2 separate regions of the Homo sapiens genome follow, and region 1 is linked to region 2. A link is an interaction called in ENCODE POLR2A ChIA-PET data of the cell type or tissue named here. Cell type or tissue: GM12878. All regions are shown on one strand. Links, peaks and the distances in the headings refer to the core of each region. The heading gives the core; the rest is flanking DNA.

Region 1 (11,816 bases), core at 2,110-10,109, 330 kb before region 2:
ATATATCTTTGTACAGTAAGTAATTTTTTTTGCTGGGTATTTTTTTTTTTGCTGGGTATATTTTTAGGGATAGAATTGTTGAGCCAAAAGGTGTGATCATTTTAAACTATAACAGACATTTCAAATGCAAAAATGCTGCATCAAATTTTTTTCCCTCCCACTAAAAACATATGAATTAGATTAGTAATTCCTACATAGAAAGAATTAAATAGACTACACTGATAGTGTATTTAATGACACTATGCCAGCACAATAATTCCTGTAATAATCAAAGAATAGTTACCATTGTTTTATTAATATACACTTATTTGTCCTCCATAGAGCTCTTGTTAATAAATCTTAGCTTATTGCTAAGATTTGGGACTTCTTCCAGATGGAGTTTATGATTAAATGCTAATCACATTGTTACCGAAGTGTTCAGCTTTATTCATTATTTGTTTGATGTTTGCCATAAAAATTACAGCCCTTATAACCCATTATTTTGGTTTCAACTTCTCAAAATAAATTGAAATATATGTTAAAAACTTAATGTTTGATTACTGTTTAAAATGCTAAAAAATATGATCCAAAGTATCAGTGCTTAGAACTAGAAAACCCAAATAGCTTTAATCCTTTTTGGGGGCTTTCTTTTCACCCCCGTGATGTGTGGGTGTGTCAAACGTGGATTCCTTCCTGTTGTTCTGTTTGCTGGAGCAAAGAATCATGTCTTGATAAATTCACAAGACTAGTGAATTTCATCTAGTGTAATATTGAGGAGTCCAGATCATGGAGAAGGTGTGGCTAGGACTGGTACCCCCCAAATACTGTCATCTCCAATCACAATTCTGGAAAACAGTTTGATATAAGAACATCAATGAAATGGTAATTTATTACACCAGTAGAGTGGAGCTCAGCTATGGAGACACAAAGCCTGGTGAGACTTGGAAATCCTGGGCTTAGGCCGTCAGTTTCTGGGGTCTGTTAAGAGGATGCAGAGTGCCAGCCACAGAGCTGAGTGTCAGAGAAGGGCTATAGAATAGGGGAGGAGGAATAGAAGAGCCACTTGGTGTTCTTGTTGTAGGAGGCACATTAACACATCAGAAATGTTCCAACAGAGACCAAGCTAACAAACTGGAGACCATGAAATGCAGATAGTCTCTGGAGACTACACATCCAATGTCTGAATTTTCTAATTTACTTTTCAAGGCAAAGTCATTGATACCATGTTTTTCTCCACAATATTTTTGCCTGTACCAACCAAGAGATAACATACGGCACTTCCTAAAACAATACGATTGCCTTCTGGATTTTCTTCCAAATCAGTGATACCTGTTCTCCAAGTTTTGATGATGACACTGTCTTTAGCTTATCAGAAGGTGGCCATGGAAGATGCTCAGTCAACGAGCAAGATTCATATTTCTTCCTGAAATGGTTTTGAAATAGTTGTTGCGGGAAATGTGAAGGGATTGTGGTCATGCAGTCATGTCACCAGAAATAACCAAATTTATCCGCAGCTGTTGTCAGATACAATCAATAGCAAGATAAGCCTCAATTTCAAAGATATTAAAATGTGAAACTTAGAATTGAATGAATTATTAAAATGTGAATCTTAGAACTGAATGAAATATAGTAATGTGAAAAAATTTAAAATCGAATAGAGCTTTTTTTTAAAAACATGGATCTTGCTGTGTTGCTCAGGCTAGAGTGCAGTGGCTATTCACAGGTGCAATTATAGTTCACTGCAGCCTTGAGATGGCTTCATTAATTATTTCCTTTAATCATTCAGCAAATATTCACTGAACATCTTTATGTACAAGACCTTGTGGTAAAACTTGCCACCCATTTTTATTTGTTGCTTATGCCTCCTTCTAGGTTTCTTAATTAGCTTAGCTAATAGTTTATGAAATGTATTTTTTATTCCAAAGACTGAACTCTTCTATTTCTCTATTAGTTCTGCTATTTTCTATTTCATTATTTTTGTTTTAATTCTTGTTTCCTTTCTTTTATGTTTTTTTACAACTGTTTAATTTAAATGTCTTATAAACTTAGTTGTAATCTTAATTATTTAGATATATAAGTATTTAAATACATACATTTCTCTCTGCTCTAGCCATATCCTATTATTTCTATTATGTGGTATTTGAACTACTGGTATTTCCTAGATGCCTTACTATTTTGATTTAGAGTTTTTCCTTTGATGCAAAAGTTGTGTTAGAGAGAAATTAAACTTACATGTAGCAGTATATTTTGTTTTTCTAATTTTGTGATTAATTTCTATATTTGTTGTAGTAGAGGATGTTATCTACATGATTTTTACTTTCAGGAATTTATTCTTTTTTTTGTGGTTTGACATATGGTCAATTTTGAATATGTTTAATGTGTAATTGAAAAGTGCGTTGAGTTTGATTTAAATTAATGTATCTATCTTATTGATTAGGTCATTTGGCTCATTATTTTTTCTTCTACTTAATCTGTATCATGAAGAGATGACTTCGTCTCCCATATTTACTTGTGTTTCTGTGTTTCTTTTTGTATTTCTTGTTTCTATGAATTTTTTTATTATTTGTGCACAAATACTCATAACTGTTAGATTTTTATTGTGGGTTGTAGGAATTGTTCCAAAGTACCTCTCTTTGTCATATTTTGCACTTTGTGAGTTGAATTCCACATTGTCTGATATCACTATCTTGACCCTGCTTCATTTTGTATTTGCCAGGTAGGTCTTTATTGATTCTTTCAACTTTCCCATGCCGCTTTGTTTCAAACTTAGCTTTTCAGTACACCATGTTTTACTCTGTGATCTCTTTTTCTTTTATTACCTTTCTATTTATTTTCTCTAAAAGATATAGTCTTTGGTTTCTAATAGGTATTTTTAATAGCATAACATAGCTACACAGAGCATTATTTAGACTGTACATGAGTTACTTGTTTTAAACAACAATTATCCCTTCTTCCCCTGACCCCTCACCCTCCCTCACAACCACCTTCCTATTTGGATGAGTCCTCTGTACATGGCATGGCCAATGGAGTCCACAGACTGACCTGTCACTGCCATGGCCACAGCAGTTCTACATTCAAATGGATTCATGTTCACTGCCTCCACTTTTGCCATAGCTTCTTCTTCCTTTTATTGAATGGTTGAAGTTTGTTTCTTTAAGAAGTCTTCACGGGACCATAGTTCTTAAATTCATCCATGTTTGAAAATGTCTACTGTTTGTCTCTTTATGCCTGGAGAACACTTTATGCCTGGGGAAAACTTTATGCCTGGAGAACTATAAAAATCTCTGAAGTGCATAATCATTTCCCTGAAGACTTGACAGAAAGTTGAAATTTATCTGATTTTTTTCCCTTATAGATGACCAGATTCTTCCTTTATCTTTGAAATTTTATATATTCACCAGAAAAGATACATTACCAGTTTGATCGCTTTCATGCATTTTTGCTGAAACATCATGTGACATTTGAATTTGTAGATTCAAATATTTATTTAAAAATGATTTTTAAGTTATATTTTTGAGTACCTTTCTGGGTCTTATTGTTTTCTGTTTCATGGACCCTAAATAAATGTATACTTCATTTCTTTTGTCTGTCTTCCTTCCATAGCTTTACTTTCCTCTCTAGTCCTTTTAAACTCTTTTGGTTTGGCACAGTATTCTCAAGCTTGTTCTTCAGGTCCTTGAATTTGTTCTATCTGTCCTCCTTTCCGTGATATCTAAATGTGACATTCATTTTTGTGATGGTCTTATTTTCCCCTTCCATTTCCACCTAAGTTCTAGCATTTACAGAGGTGGTTCTTTCATTAAGTTCTCCTATCCAGGAGGACAGTTTAAAGTTTTCATCAGCTTCATGACAATACATTTGAGGTATGTGTTGTGGGCTTGTATCTATTTTTGGAAGAGGTTGTATTTCTTTTCTTTTTTAAGAGTGTTTTTACTTTGATCTCATGCTTTAAAAAATATCTGATCTTTGAATGAGAGAAAGTCTTTTTCTCAGCTCTTAGTTGAACTATAGAATAGTGCTATTTTACCCTAATCTGTCTCTAATATGATTATTTACAATGGTTCAAATGCATTTTCAGCAGAAAAATTGTTTTTTTGAATAAGTTCCAAACTTGCTTTCCTTATTAAAAGAAGCTAGTTGGAACTTGGGTCTGTGTGCTTAATTTTTAAGCAAAATGGAGCTTTTGCTCAAAATGGAGCTTCACTGCTTTCATTGGTTATAAAATTGAACCTCATGGGAAGTGTAAACATAAAAAGCATAAAGAAGAAAGCAAGAATCACCCATAATTTTTACCACTTAGAGATAATCACCATCATTTTGATGTATATAAGACTGTAATTTTTAAAGTATGTAAATTTATGTGACACATGTTTGTATATATAGTGTGTATACACACATACACAGATAAATGGCAGATATTTGCATGTGTGTGTATACACACACATTCATACATATATGTGTACTTAGTATATATATACACATACATGTGCTCATACTATACATACGTAATAAAGTGATCTAACTTTGCTTTTTCCCTAAAGGTCAGAGCTGATGTTCTCAAACCTTGCACAGAGGTCAGCCCTAGGGCACAAGAGCAAATTCATAGGGTGGGTGCCATGGGAATTGAAAAAAGTTTTTTCTTTATTTTCTCTAATTCTGATCCTGACCCTGACCCCAAACCCTAACCTTAACCCTAACCCTAACCCCTGGAATTTTAAAATTATTGAGAAAAATATAGTGAATGCTAGATGACCAGTTAGTGGGTGCAGCGCACCAGCATGGCACATGTATACATATGTAACTAACCTGTGCAATGTGCACATGTACCCTAAAACTTAAAGTATAATAAAACAAACAAACAAACAAACAAAAATATAGTGACATTGATATCTTTTAGATACTTTTTGAGATACTAAATGGAAGTAGTTCATTTTATAGTTCTGTCTTTAGATTGAGCTATGTTCCTTTCAATGATGTTATCTTTGCAAATCTGAGTTGATGAAATTAAAAGCAAGTAAATACCCTGTGAAAATTATCTGGGAACAGGAAACGAGGGTGGCAGTATTCATTCTAAGTCCAAGGCTTGAGAAATTGTGCAGTGCCCAACATTAAACAGATCCCATTAATAAGTAATTTGGTTAAGAATGACATAAAAATAATATTTCAATTTATGTGTATTATTTCTTTCAAGCATGGAAATCTGTGCCCGGCAAAACCCTCAATCAAATATATGGCATAAAAAAGATATTTTTAGACCCCTAAGATCTTAAAACAGTTACCTCTCTTCTAATTGGTCTAAAAACTTTCTCAGGAACCTGTTGGAGAATGTACTCCTTGGAAATAAGGAAGAAAGAGGATCCAGGGAACAGGAGTTTCACCACAGAGGAGCAGGAAAGGGAATTCCCAGTATGATGGCAAGTTGCTAAATTAAATGTTTTGCCCATTATTTTTTACTGGGCTGTTGGTCTTTTTCTTATTGACTTAAAGAACTCTTTATTATAGGAGATAAACCTTTGTTGTGTTGCAAATTATTTCTTGAAATGTTTTTACCTCTTGAATTTGTCTTTGAGTTTCTTTTTTCTTTGCTCTACAGAAACTTAAAATATTTATTTGATCAAATTGATTAACGTAAGGATAATTTTAACTCTCAGATCCTGTGACCCTATTAAGTTAGATACTATAACTTACAGAAACTAAGCCAGCTGTCTGACTTCTTCGGACTTTAGATTTGTTATCTGTAACATGACGAGTCTTCTGCTAGCTATTTGTGAAGTCCCTTCCAACTGTGATTATTGATCAGTATTGACTTCATGTGATGGGAAGCTTTTGACAACAAATTTAAATTAGCTCCTGGAAAAATTCTAGAAACAATCAACAACAGGATTTTAGATAAAACCATGATATTAAACATCATAAAACCACAAAATATACAGATTGAAGTGGCAGAAAAATTCAGTGACTACTGCTGAGACGACATGGAGAAAGAACACTTCCTCATTTTGTCTGAGGCCTGGTGATTCAACGGCTGTGTGAACGGAAGGTAGGGCATCAGCAGGCCTGGAAATATCAAACTGGTCTCTACCAAGCTTCTCACTAGCAAAAAGGAAAGAGACGGGAACTTGTTGAAACTCCCCCTGCAGCATGTTTTGGACACAAACATTTCTTATTGTTTTTTTTTCTTTTTTTTTTCTGTGAGTGACAACTCATTCACAAAAGAGAAAGGTGACCAGAGAGCTTTGAAACTCATTCACAGGCTATAGGGAACTTTCCTCACTCTCTGAGCTCCTCCTTAGCTCAGGTAGGAGATGGGGAAGGAGTAGGTGATAAAAGGGAGTTCATATTGCCATGCTTTTGCAACTCTTTCCCCTTCTCCCTAAATTGCTACCCCATGGAACTTTGGTTCATCTGCTGTCCTTATGTAATGCTCTGATCTGGATGCAGCTTTCATTAGCAATATCTGCAAACAGGAATGAGACATTGCATGCATTTGTTCTGAAATGATACTAATTTTAAAAACTATCTGCAAATAAATACAAGTGCTTCTCAACCAGTGTACATCTTTCACATTGCTTTGTCCAGAACATGATCAGTGAAACTAAATCTCTAGCCTCTGCACTAGACTCTTTTTAAATTTTTCATATTTTCCATTGCTGGTTAGTATTTGTTCTCACATGTATATAGAGATAAAAGCATCACAGCTATATAGCTTGTGAAGATTTCGTTTGGCCCTGTTGAAAATTACACAGTCAGAACCATTTCATTAGTATCAAGCCTCTGTCAAGATGTATGGTTAGAAATTGAGTAAGCTTGGAAATCCGTTGTATTTGCACACATTTGAGACATCCAGTGGGGCACCAGACTATAAAATAGCTGGCTTAGCAGACTAAATGGAGTAAATGCATTAGGTTTTTGCATTTAGAATCTAAGAGCATTTAGAATCATCATAGATGAGTTCCAAATGAGAAAAATAATATATATGCATTTAAAGCAAACTAAAACGTATTAGAGAAACTCTATGTGTTAGAGTAAATATTTTGATAGTCATTGTAAAGCTGTTTTAATAATGATTTTATATGGCCACATGATGCCAATTACTTAAACATGCTAGATATCTTTCATTGTAAAAATAATGCAAAAATGTTACAAACTATTCAAATATAAGGAAGAACACAGTGTGACTACCTTAACACACCGTTGTGTACATTTTTCTGTCCATCCTTACAGGTATTTGCCTTGTGCAGATTTTTTACATAGTTGTAGTTGTATAATTCAAGCACCTTTTTGCATTGGCTGCATTTTTACAACTTTATTTATAAAGGTAGAAATAGCAACAATCTTTACATATTTGTAGTGTAACTTGCTTAAACATTACTCTTATGTTGGATATTCTTTTATTTTCTATTAAAATATCACTACTATAAATATATATTCATATATATACACATAGAAAATAATTTTTTACTCAATTTAGATTATATTAATAGGAAGCATGATTTCAAAGTTAAAGTGTAACATATTTTTTATGGTTCTTGATACATATAGCTAAATTGCTTTTGGAAATGATTGTACATATTTAGAATGCAATTAGCAATGTATAAAACTGCCAGTTTCACTGCACCACCATCAAAACATGATTTCTTCAATAAACTATTTAATAGATTTAATACTTAATAATACCTTCCTGGGTTTTTTTGGTTTTCTTTTGTTTTAAATTAATGCCTTGGCAGAATAGGGTCAATGCTGCTGTGGAAATATAGTCATGGAGCAAGAAATTCAAGACTTTTTTTTTTTTTTTTTTGGTGTAGTTTAGCAGGAAAGGTGCAGAGAGTGTGAGAAAGAAGCCATTTCATCTGGGTGCGTGGTGAAGTATAGAAGGGTTCCTATTTAAAAATCTAGGGTTTTTCTCCTACTTTTTAAAAATTTGGCCTATTCTCCTATTTCCTTATGACTGTGTAAAGAAAAAATCCCCACCACCTGCCACTTTAATAAGAAATGTACTATTTTGTTCCAAAGGGCACTTGTTTTGCATGTGTCAGCTGAAGACAGAGGCTCATGTGAAGCTTAATCTGGACGGAACTGTGCAGTCCCTACCACCATCACAGCTCTAGAGCCATGGAAAGTCCAACAACTAATTTCTGGGCACAGTTTACTGAGGAGGAAACTTTTGATTCTATAGTCTGTCTTTGGGGACTCCAGTAGATTTTTTTGAAGTATGTTTAATAATGTCTGGTACGTGGAAGTCCTGAGACTTCAAACAGCCTCAGACCATTTGGCTCTTGGTCAGTTAGAGCAGGTGATTCAACTGCTTCTGCAATAGGTAGCAGGCAGGACACAAAAGGAGCTAGCCAAGGACTTATTGCAGTTGAGACAGGAAGGAGAGACTGCAACAGCCTGCTACCATGAAAGGTGTATGTGTGTGTGTGTGTCTGCATGTGAGTTCATTGGCCGGGGTAGTAATGGTGTTTAGGACTACATTTGTTATCTAGGTAATGTAGGGGCAAGGGAAATGAGATAGCCCTGTTTTTGTTTTCAGTGTTTTCCTTCAAGGCCTGTTTTTCTCTCTGGGTTGAGAACTAGGACCATTTTCCTGGTTACTGTTTCTACTACTTAGGGAAGTGTAGGGAGAACATACCTTCCTGTGTGTGAATTAGAGCAAAGGCCAAGTCTCTATGTGTGCATGTGCCTGCACATGCCAGTGTTCTGCATTTGAAATAGGTCTGGTGGGCCATTAAAAGGGACACGGGCTTGAGCGTTTTTGGTCTTAAAGGTAGGGGTGACTTAAGCAGTTATAGCCTTTGTAGAAAGAGTCTATAGAACCAGACACATCGAAGGTCTAGGAGAAGAAAAAATGGTTCTCCTGGGAGAACAACATTCCTGGGAGATAGTTTACCTACTAATGAAGATATGGCTGATCAGGCAATAAGAATTGAAGGAAACAACCCTTGATGGTGAAATTGGAAACCACAAGGAAGAGAAAATGATTGAAGTCATGGGGATGGTGTACTTGTCACGGAAAAGCATGTTGAAGATGGGAAGAAATAGAAACAAACTTAGATGTGGAGACCTGAGTGGAAGGAGCAAGTAGAGCAGAAACTCACAAATGTAAGGTCAGTTTTACATTTGTCACTTTAGAAAATCAGAATTAAATTTATGTTTTAGGAATTTTAGGATAAAATAAATAGGCATTCTTCTATCTTCTTAAGAGTATTGTGAGCATTATAGTAATTCAGTTTCCAGGTATATGCACCAAAGAATTGAAAGCAGGGATTTGAACAGATATTTGCACACCCATGTTCATAGCAGCATTATTCACAATAGCCAAAAGGTGGAAGCAACCCAAGTGTCCACTGATAGATGAATGGATAAACAAAGTGTGGTACATGGCATATAACCCAGTCTTAAAAGAGAGGAAATTCTGATACATGCTAAAACGTGGATGAACCCTGAGGACATTATACTGAGTGAAATAAGCAAGTCACAGAATGATAAATACTGTATGATTCCATGTAATCATAATTATATTCCATGTAATAAATACTGTATAATTCCATGCACTCTAAGTAATCAAAATTCATAGAGATAGAAAATACAATGGTGGTTGCCAAGGTCCAGGGGAAGGGGGAATAGGAAGGTAGTAGTGTTTAATAGATACAGAGTCTCAGGAAGATTAAAAAGTTCTAGAGATGGAAGATGGTGATGGCTGCACAGTAATATGAATGTACTTAATGCCACTAAACTGTATACTTAAAAATCGTTAAGATGGCAAATTTTTTGTTATGTGTATTTTACCACAATGAAAACAAGTGGAGGGCTCAAAAATATATACATTTCATAAAATTACAGTAATCTGACAACCACAGTTTTCGGACCACTAGAGTTCATTAATAGTGATTTAAATTTTTATAGCAATTGAAAAAATCTGAGATCTTTCACAAACACAAGATTTAGTTTAGTCCTTTATAGTTGTTCCTAAAGTTGTCTATTAAAATTACTTATTAAACTCCATAAACACACAAAATACAAATGTCTGGGCCCTGCCCCAGACCTATTGAATCATACTCTCCAGGGATAGATGCCAAACATTCACATCTTAACAGGTGCTTCAGAGGACCCTTATGCAGCAAAAAAATACAAGTGCCCCCCCACACCCAAATTACTCTTCCCTCTTTAGACCTGGGGGTAGGCCTCTTGGGGATCATGCAGAGAAAAGATCTTTTAAATTTTATCCTTTCAACAAATGTATGAGAGGCTAGTCTGGGGAAATAATACTTCTTAATCACCTTGATAATTTATAAAAATGCATAAGCATTTTATAAAAGGGAATAAGGGAGGACCAGTAATAAAAGATGTAATTATTGCCATCTTTGGTGAGTGGAAGTTTAGTGTCAGGTATTTGATTTAGAAAAATAAAGAAATGTGACAGTCCTACCACTTCAAGCATTGTAGAAGTATATATATGTCTGCGTGTGTGTGTGTGAAATATATATTATATATATTACTATTTTTTCCATTGCCTTTCATTAAAAAAATTTTTATTTTACTTTAAGTTCTGGGATACATGTGCAGAATGTGCAGGTTTATTGCATAGGTATATGTGTGCCATGGTGGTTTGCTGCACCTGTCAACCCGTCATCTAGGTTTTAAGCCTCACATGCATCAGGTATTTGTCCTGATGCTCTTCCTCTCCACCTCTCCCATGACAGGCCCCAGTGTTTGTTGCTCCCCTCCCTGTGTCCATGTGTTCTCACTGTTCAACTCCCACTTATGAGTGAGAACACGTGGTGTTTGGGTTTCTGTTCCCGTGTTAGTTTGCTGAGGATGATGGCTTCCAGCTTTACCCATGTCCCTGCAAAGGACATGATCTCATTCCTTTTTATGACTGCATAGCATTCCATGGTGTATATGTGCCACTTTTTCTTTATCCAGTCTATCACTGATGGGTATTTGGGTTGGTTCCATGTCTTTGCTATTGTAAATAGTGCTGCAATAAACATACGTGTGCATGTATCTTTATAGTAGAATGATTTATATTCCTTTGGGTATATACCCAGTAATGGGATGGCTGGGTCAAATGGTATTTCTGGTTCTAGATCCTTGAGGAATCACACTGACTTCCACAATGGTTGATCTAATTCACATTCCCACCAACAGTGTAAAAGCGTTCCTATTTTTCCACAGCCTTGCCATCATCTGTTGTTTCTTGACATTTTAATAATTGCCATTCTGACTGATGTGAGATGGTATCTCACTGTGGTTTTGATTTGCATTTCTCTAACCATCAGTGATGTTGACCTTTTTTTCATATGTTTGTTGGCTGCATAAATGCCTTCTTTTGCGAAGTGTCTGTTCATATCCTTTGCCCACTTTTTGATGGGGTTTTTTTTTTTCTTGTAAATTTGTTTAAGTTCCTTGTAGATTCTGGATATTAGACCTTTGTCAGATGGGTAGATTGCAAATATTTTCTCCCATTCTGTAGGTTGCCTGCTCACTCTGATGATAGTTTCTTTTGCTCTGCAGGAGCTCTTTAGTTTAATTAGATCTCATTTGTCAATTTTAGCTTTTGTTGGAATTGCTTTTGGCTTTGTTGTGATGAAATCTTTACCCATGTCTATGTCCTGAATAGTATTGCCTAGGTTTTCATCTAGGGTTTTTATGATTTTGGATTTTACATTTAAGTCTTCAATCCATCTTGAGTTAATTTTTGTATAATGTATGAGGAAGGGGAGTCCAGTTTCAGTTTTCTGCATATGGCTAGCCAGTTTTCCCAGCACCATTTATGAAATAGGGAATGCTTTCCCCATTGCTTGTTTTTGTCAGGTTTGTTGAAGATCAGTTGG
Region 2 (8,000 bases), core at 1-8,000:
AGTGTATATATACTACATTTTCTTTATCCACTCATTGGTTGATGGGTACTTAGGTTGGTTCCATATGTTTGCAATTGCAAATTGTGCTGCTGTAAACATGCTCGTGCATGTGTCTTTTTTGTATAATGACTTCTTTTCCTTTGGGTAGATACCCAGTAGTGGGATCGTTGGATTGAATGGTAGTTCTACTTTGAGTTCTTTAAGGATCCTCCCTATTGTTTTCCATAGTGGTTGTACTAATTTACATTCCCACCAGCAGTATAAAAGTGTTCCCTTTTCACCACATCACACCAACATCTGTTGTTTTTTGTCTTTTTAATAATAGTCTTCTTGCAGGAGTAAGGTGGTATCTCATTGTGGTTTTCATTTGCATTTCCCTGATGATCAGTGATGATGAGCATTTTTTCATATGTTTGTTGGCTGTTCGTAAATCTGTTGAGAAATGCCTATTCATGTCCTTTGCCCACTTTTTGATGGGATTATTTGTTTTTCTTCTTGCTGATTTGTTTGAGTTCCTGTGGCTTCTGGATACTAGTCCTTTGTTGAATCCATAGTTAATATTTGCAAAGATTTGCTGAGCATTTATACTGTGCAAGACCTTTTGTTAGAGGCTGGAGATATAACAATGAGTCTTGCTTTCAGTACTTTATAATTGCTCTGCAGATTAACTGTACAGACTTAAAATAATTTTCCCTAACCTGTAACCCTACCAGAAAAATAATTAAGAGAATATGAAAGGATCTGCTTAAATCAGAAAAGTGAACGTATCAGTTAGACTAAGTAATGATGGTGAACCCAATATTGACAAAGATACTAAATATACACTTAAGTTTGATATTTATTTAAATGTTGTGTACTGTATTCTGCTTTCAAAATTATTAAGCAAAGATTTGTCCTTAGTAGTTACCCAGTATTTACAGAGAATATATTAATTAGGGGCTTTATTTTATTGAAAAGGCTTAATTGGCTATGCAAATCTACACCCTCTCAATTATCTACATTTGGAGCAAGTTTACTTAGTTGGTCTAAATAAGCATAATTTGTGGCAGTTACCTTGGTGTTGTCAAATCTAAACCTTTAAACAAAAAATAAATCTCATGTGACCTTTTCTGAATGAATTCTCATTGTTTCTAGCAGCCACCTCAATCTTTCAGCCCAATGTTTAGATTCCCCTGTAATCCAATCATGATTTACCTTTTGACAGTTTACTCCCTACTACTCCCCAATTCTTTGTTCTACTGCGCTTACTATTTCCCTGGACATATATTTGTGATTATTTACATCATCTTTCATCTTGCTATGTCATCTCTTAATTCTCTCCAACTATAGTACTATTGGCATTTAACAAATTCTTACTACCTGTGAACTACTGCATTGAGTGCTTTTGCCTATATTATCCCACGTAATTGCTATGATACCTCTATGACCTCAGTGAGTTTCGTTTTAAAGACTTTTATAAACTGAGGCTTACAGACACTGAGTAACCTCTTTACAAGAAGAGGACTACTTAGTAAAAAAGAGGACTAAGTAACCTGCTCAAGGTCACACAATTAGTGTGACCTTCAGTTAGTTATTGAACCCAGATCTAACGGCAAATCTAGGTACCTAACCATTATGTTCTGCTGCTTCCAAGGACTTAGAGCTATGCTACTGGATAATTATCTTTGGGACCTCAGATAAAGTAACTGACATTTCTGAGCTCCAATAAAGCTGAAATACACACGTGTGTGTGTGTGTGCATGTATAACACCTTAAATAGGTGTGCATGTATAACACCTTAGAATAGGTTCTTGTTATTTTATTTATACTTATTATAGGTATAAAATATAGGTATAAAATAAACATCACTGTTCTGGACTATTTAGAAATATAGATCCAAGAAGAACAACTAATGTCGACAGTAGGTGTACTAGTTTAAAAAATAAATATTATAAAAAATAAGTAGTATAAAAAATAAATATTATAGGTATAAAATAAACATCACTGTTCTGGACTATTTAGAAATATAGATCCAAGAAGAACAACTAATGTCAACAGTAGGTGTAGTAGTTTTGGTTTTCTGTGTTTATAAATATTTTTTCTAATTATATAATTCTGGTGTCCAGAAGATAAATGTGATTAATATAATCTACCACAAGCACATGCCCTTAAGGAAAACAAGCAGAAATAAAACAATAAGAAATACTATAAATACATCTAAAGTTGTGTGATTTCTATAAGTTACAAGTGAATTTTACTAAATATCTAGTCTAGATGATTTTCCCAGTGATTCATCCCTAACTTCAGTTTTGAGCAGAAATTCAGTTCTAAAGTTTGCCTAATAATATAAATGGAATCTTTTACTCAGCAGGTTGATCTTCCAGGGGTCATGCCCAGTTAATAGATTCTTGAGGACATCTTTAAATTCTCTTAAATTCTAAAGGAATCCTGAGGTTTGAATACAATGACCCACCAACAGATACCCCAGGCCTATGTTAGAGTATAGGTCTAATGTGACTCAGGCTCTCACTGAACCACCTTCAACCTGACCTGGGAAGACCCTGGCTCTCTAGATCCACCATGTCCAGCTGTCTCCAGCTGAACAATTTTTTTTTTTTTGACAGAGTCTTACTCCGTCACCCAGGCTTCTGACCTCAAGTGATCCGCCTGCCTTGGCCTCCCAAAGTGCTGGGATTACAGGTGTGAGCCACCGCACCCGAATGGTGCTACCAATTTTTTTTTTTTTTTTTTTTTTGAGATGGAGTCTCACTCTGTCATCCAGGAGTGCAATGACGCAATCTCGGCTCACTGTAACCTCCACCTCCTGGGTTCAAGTGATTCTCCTGCCTCAGCCTCCTGAGTAGTTGGGATTACAGGCGCCCACCACCAGGCCCAGCTAATTTTTGTATTTTTAGTAGAGACGGGGTTTTGCCTTGTTGGTCAGGCTGGTCTCGAACTCCTGACCTCAGGTTATCCGCCCACCTCAGCCTCCCAAAGTGCTGGGATTACAAACGTGAGCCACCGCACCCAGACGGTGCTACCATTTTTTTTTTTTTTTTTTTTTTTGAGATGGAGTCTCACTCTGTCACCCGGGAGTGCAAATGACGCGATCTCAGCTCACTGCAACCTCTGCCTCCTGGGTTCAAGCGATTCTCCTGCCTCAGACTCCTGAGTAGTTGGGATTACAGGCACCCACCACCACGCCCAGCTAATTTTTGTATTTTTAGTAGAGACGGGGTTTCACCATGTTGATCAGGCTGGTCTCGAACTCCTGACCTCAGGTTATCCGCCCACCTCAGCCTCCCAAAGTACTGGGATTACAGGCATGAGCCACCACACCCAGATGGTGCTACTTTTTATATCAGTCTCAGTGTGTGAATTGGGCAGGGACATGAGTGTACCAATTGTTTGATGTATATAATTATTTTCTACTTCGTATGATACATGATTCACAATAATTTACAAACTGATAAAACAATAACATTTTAAAAAATGAATTTCCATTATTAGAGATTTCTGAAGAAACATAATGTTGGGATATGGTGGACAAGCGAAGAATTTCCTTACAAAATTATTCTTTACTCTCTGATTGTTTTAACACCGTAAGTTTATCAGACAGGTTCTAGATATTTCCTATGGTACTTAGAGCCACATGCAGATTGTTTGTGCGTTCAAACTGGTCAAAGTTGCGGACCAGAGTGCTGCTATTGATTTGTTTCACTCCGGTGAATGTAAATCATTCATGTTTGGCAGCATTTGTCCTACTGGAGATAAAACATAAGGAATATGTGCACAGCTTCAAAGGTGCAGCTTGACTGTGATGGTAACCCAGCACGCAGTGGGTATGACTGGCATTTTTGAGAATACATCATAAACTCTCCAAGGAGTCTGCACCATCTTCCCTGAGATCATTATATATCCACCAAAATGAGGAGAAGGAGAAGAATGTGGCAAGAGATCAAAAGAGGCAGTCACTATAAACTCACCTATTTTGTTGATGCAAGGCAAGTTGCACTAAGTTTAGGAAAGCAAAAAGATACTCTTCGAGGTCCGGGGAGGAAATGCAGAAACTGCTAATGGGAAAACGAGCATGGTCCATATAGGACTCTGATATTAGAGTTGTTTTTTTTCTACCGAGGCTGCTCTACCCATGAGTATCCCCATCTTCAAGAAACTACTAAAAGTTGAAGTGTTTATTCACGTGTTATTTTCGAACAGTTAACTGTATAAAAGAAAGGCATATTTTCTTTTCCTGCATCCATAAGCCATGTGCCAAAAAAGCTCTTGTTTAACATGCTTCTTAGGATTAAAAGGGTTTCTGCTGCAAACAGGTCTGAATTACATACGCATCTTAAACATGCCTCAGCTTTAAAGGGACACATTCTTCAAGTGAGGCTGCATTTACAGGCGCAATAGATTTTTCCCTCGGCATAAGCCAAAGAGCAGAGACATACTTTAATATTTCTGACAAGATCTGAACTATAATATTGTTCTGTTTGGAAAATTAGGCTTCAAAGCAGAAGCCATACATTTATTTTCAAGATGAGAACCCAAAGAGTAACAAAAATGATTAGAAAAAGAATCTGAAAGAGTGAGACTCATTAAAATGAAAATCTTTGTGTTGATGACTGCATATAAAATCATAGATCATTAGGGCTAAAGGAAGAATGTATTTGCCAGATGTTGAAATGGCAAGATAGTTTCATCTCTCCCTACCATCTGTTAAGAATTCCATCCACAGGTCTCATTAATAATCCTTGGGAAAACAAGGCAACCTTCAGGAGCATTGGGAAAATTATGGATGCATTATAATGAAGTCAGAGCAAAACTGAGGTGAGAAATTCAAACACCTTCTAAACGCGGAGCTCCTAACCAGTGGTCCACGCCAGAATCATCTGAACACAGTGTTTCAAAATGTGCATTCTCAGGCTCCACTGCCAGCCATTTTCATTCATTTGGGTGTGGAATGAAACCTAGGCATATGAATTTTGAAAAAGCCTTCCAAGTGATTTTGATGATAATTCTGGTTAAGAAGAGAAAGCATGTTCTACCTTGTCATTATGTATCTACTACCTTTCCAGTAGATTGCAAACTCTTTTGAAAGGATTCTGTCATATTTACCTTGTGTCCTCTGCTGTCTGTAGCATAGCTGGACTGTAAGCTTGAGGAAGGAAGAGAGCATGCTAGTTTTGTTTATTATCATAATTACTCCTGCCCACCCCTCCCACTCCAGTCCACAGCTAGAAGAGCACATGGTCTATAGTTGGTACCCAAGAAATTGAATTAAAAAAATGAATACTAGGAATTTAATTATATCCATATGGATTTGAATTGATTTTCCTCTTTTCTGATATTATTGTTTACTATGTACCCAGTGAGTTCTCAAATGCTTATTGAGTGAACACACTGAATTTTGGAAGTTAAATATGAGTCACTTTCAGGGGCTTTTGAGTGGTATTTGTAGAAATAAGTCTCATGACTTTATATTCCTGCCCTCTTTCTTTGGGCTTCTATGAAATATATCTTTGGCTTATCCTAGACTTGCTGAGAGCAGCTTAATTATATCGGCTTTCAGAAACGTGAGAATCAACTAATCCAGACTAACAAAACAAGCAGATACAGTTGATCCTGTGACTTCAAGTACCTTCCCAAGTGGCATTATTAATAAATCTTGACTCACAGTACTAGCATAATGCATTATTTTTATAGCTAATGCATCAAAAAGTTATTTGATCCATATGACCATATGATTTCTAAGGTCCTATAATCTGAGTTCTATTCTGAGGAGATATTTCCTATACTTTCTAGTGAAGCATATGAAAGGAAATGAAGCAGTTCTAGTCATTAAATAATTACTTCCATCAGTACATACATAGTATCGGGTAATAGGAATATATTATAATAGCTCACCTCTTCTATATTATTCAAATACCATTTGCTGATAACTGGAAATAAGAAAGAATGCTAAAATTGATTGACATCTAACATGAGTTGTTACTTATTATGGGTCAGCATCGAAGCTCATATATAGAAGAGACGATTTGAAATGTTCAGCTAGCCATCTTCATAGGAATTACAATAAGTTGAATATTTCTCAGTATCTTTAGTAAAGATGCCTATGCCTTATTTACAGTGTATTTGCAATGGACCAAGCTGAAGCTGTATAAATGAGACATATGCTTTGTTTCCATGTTCACTGTTGAACTTATGCTCCAGAAAGTCTTCCTTATTCTCTTCTACCCATAATCTTGCCTCTTTTTGAATCCACATGGCATTGATTTTAGAGCTCATTTGTGCACTTTTCTTGTTCTGTCTTCTTTTAGATTTCTACCAAATTGTAAATACCTATAGGGATAGGAGCCTCTTTTTTTTAATTATACTTTAAGTTCTAGGGTACATGTGCACAACGTGCAGGTTTGTTACATATGTATACATGTGCCATGTTGGTGTGCTGCACCCATTAACTCGTCATTTAACATTAGGTATATTTCCTAATGCTGTCCCTCCCCCCTCCCCCCACCCCACAACAGGCCCCAGTGTGTGATGTTCCCCTTCCTGTGTCCATGTGTTCTCATTGTTCGATTCCCACCTATGAATGAGAACATGCGGTGTTTGTTTTTTGTTCCTTGAGATAGTTTGCTGAGAATGATGGTTTCCAGCTTCATCCATGTCCCTACAAAGGACATGAACTCATCATTTTTTATGGCTGCATAGTATTCCATGGTGTATATGTGCCACATTTTCTTAATCCAGTCTATCATTGTTGGACACTTGGGTTGGTTCCAAGTCTTTGCTATTGTGAATAGCAGGTGCTGGAGAGGATGTGGAGAAATAGGAACACTTTTACACTGTTGGTGGGACTGTAAACTAGTTCAACCATTGTGGAAGTCAGTGTGGTGATTCCTCAGGGATCTAGAACTAGAAATACCATTTGACCCAGCCATCCCATTACTGGGTATATACCCAAAGGACTATAAATCATGCTGCTATAAAGGAGCCTTTCTTAATCATCCTGTGTCTCCTGCTATGATAAGCACATAGCAGGTATCTAATTGTAGACTCTCTGAATTGATAATCACTTATATAGAAATTAATAATGACAATATCTTCTTAATCCCAAGAATAATTACACCATCGTCATTGAAGTGAAAAGAGAACATTTAATTTCAAGTTTTGAAGTCTTTTAAAAATAGATATTATAAGCTGATTTAAAGTAGATCTTTTAACCTGTCACCAAAAGCATTTATTCCAGTTAAAAACTTGATCCGTTTATATATTCATGCATAATTTATATTCCACCCACTTCCAAAAATTAATTGAATAGGCCACTAAGGTGATAGGTGATGCCAGTTAAGGAAATTACTAAAATATCAGTAACAAAACCTACCATAAAAGTTTTATTCCCAAAATCATCTTGGTATTTTTAAATGTTTCTAGGTTAAAATGTTAACCACATCTATATGCTTTATTTCTGTACCAAATAGAGTTTGGGAAGGCTTATTTATTAGACGTTTTAAACTAGTTCCTAGTTTATTATGTGATTCTATCTCAAACATAGCATTTTATATTATTTTTCTTTTAATTGACACTGTTTTGTAAATGTTAAGAACTATAGAGTGAATTTAAATGTATATTTAAAAACCTACGTGAAAGATACTTTAACTCCCGCCTTCAAGTGAATTCAAATAAGGAGAATTCCAAGGAGTGGGGAAATTAGCCAAACACTTTTCCGTCTCAGGAAAGCCATAATAACAAGAATTATAACCTGTTCCTATTTTTCTTAATAGGTGATTTGGGGTAAGGACTCCAAGGAAACAAGAGCGTTCTGTTCTAAGACAGAAACATGAGGCAAATGGAGACAAAAGGAGAGAGGAGACCCCAAGGACAATAGCCTCCCACATTCTCTCCATCCAAGGCACACATGCCAAATTGCATTATTCCAATGAGCTCTGCACAATTAACCTGTCCAAAGGGGTTGCGTGGCTGATGTTTAACTTTCCACCCAGCTACGTTGAAATGTA

Evidence for each region. ChIA-PET counts read pairs that join two places held together with the same protein. Peaks named below come from ENCODE experiments on the same cell type or tissue, not always from the same donor. Only the 100,000 strongest peaks of a DNase experiment are listed, where the experiment ranks them.
Region 1: POLR2A ChIA-PET joins it to region 2 with 5 read pairs; 2 of 35 experiments call an interaction of 5 or more read pairs at or near these places.

What each region holds. Positions count from the first base shown.
Region 1 is chr6:135,549,738-135,561,553 of GRCh38, forward strand. The region is part of intron 2 of AHI1-DT (AHI1 divergent transcript); the gene reads left to right. Among named protein-coding and RNA genes, the nearest start is that of AHI1-DT, 58 kb to the left of the region's middle. In GM12878, for the core only: no CTCF peak of the experiment used is centred there; a DNase peak (open chromatin) is centred at 6,034.
Region 2 is chr6:135,886,729-135,894,728 of GRCh38, forward strand. All of the region lies in intron 1 of PDE7B (phosphodiesterase 7B), which reads left to right. Among named protein-coding and RNA genes, the nearest start is that of PDE7B, 39 kb to the left of the region's middle. In GM12878, for the core only: no CTCF peak of the experiment used is centred there; no DNase peak of the experiment used is centred there.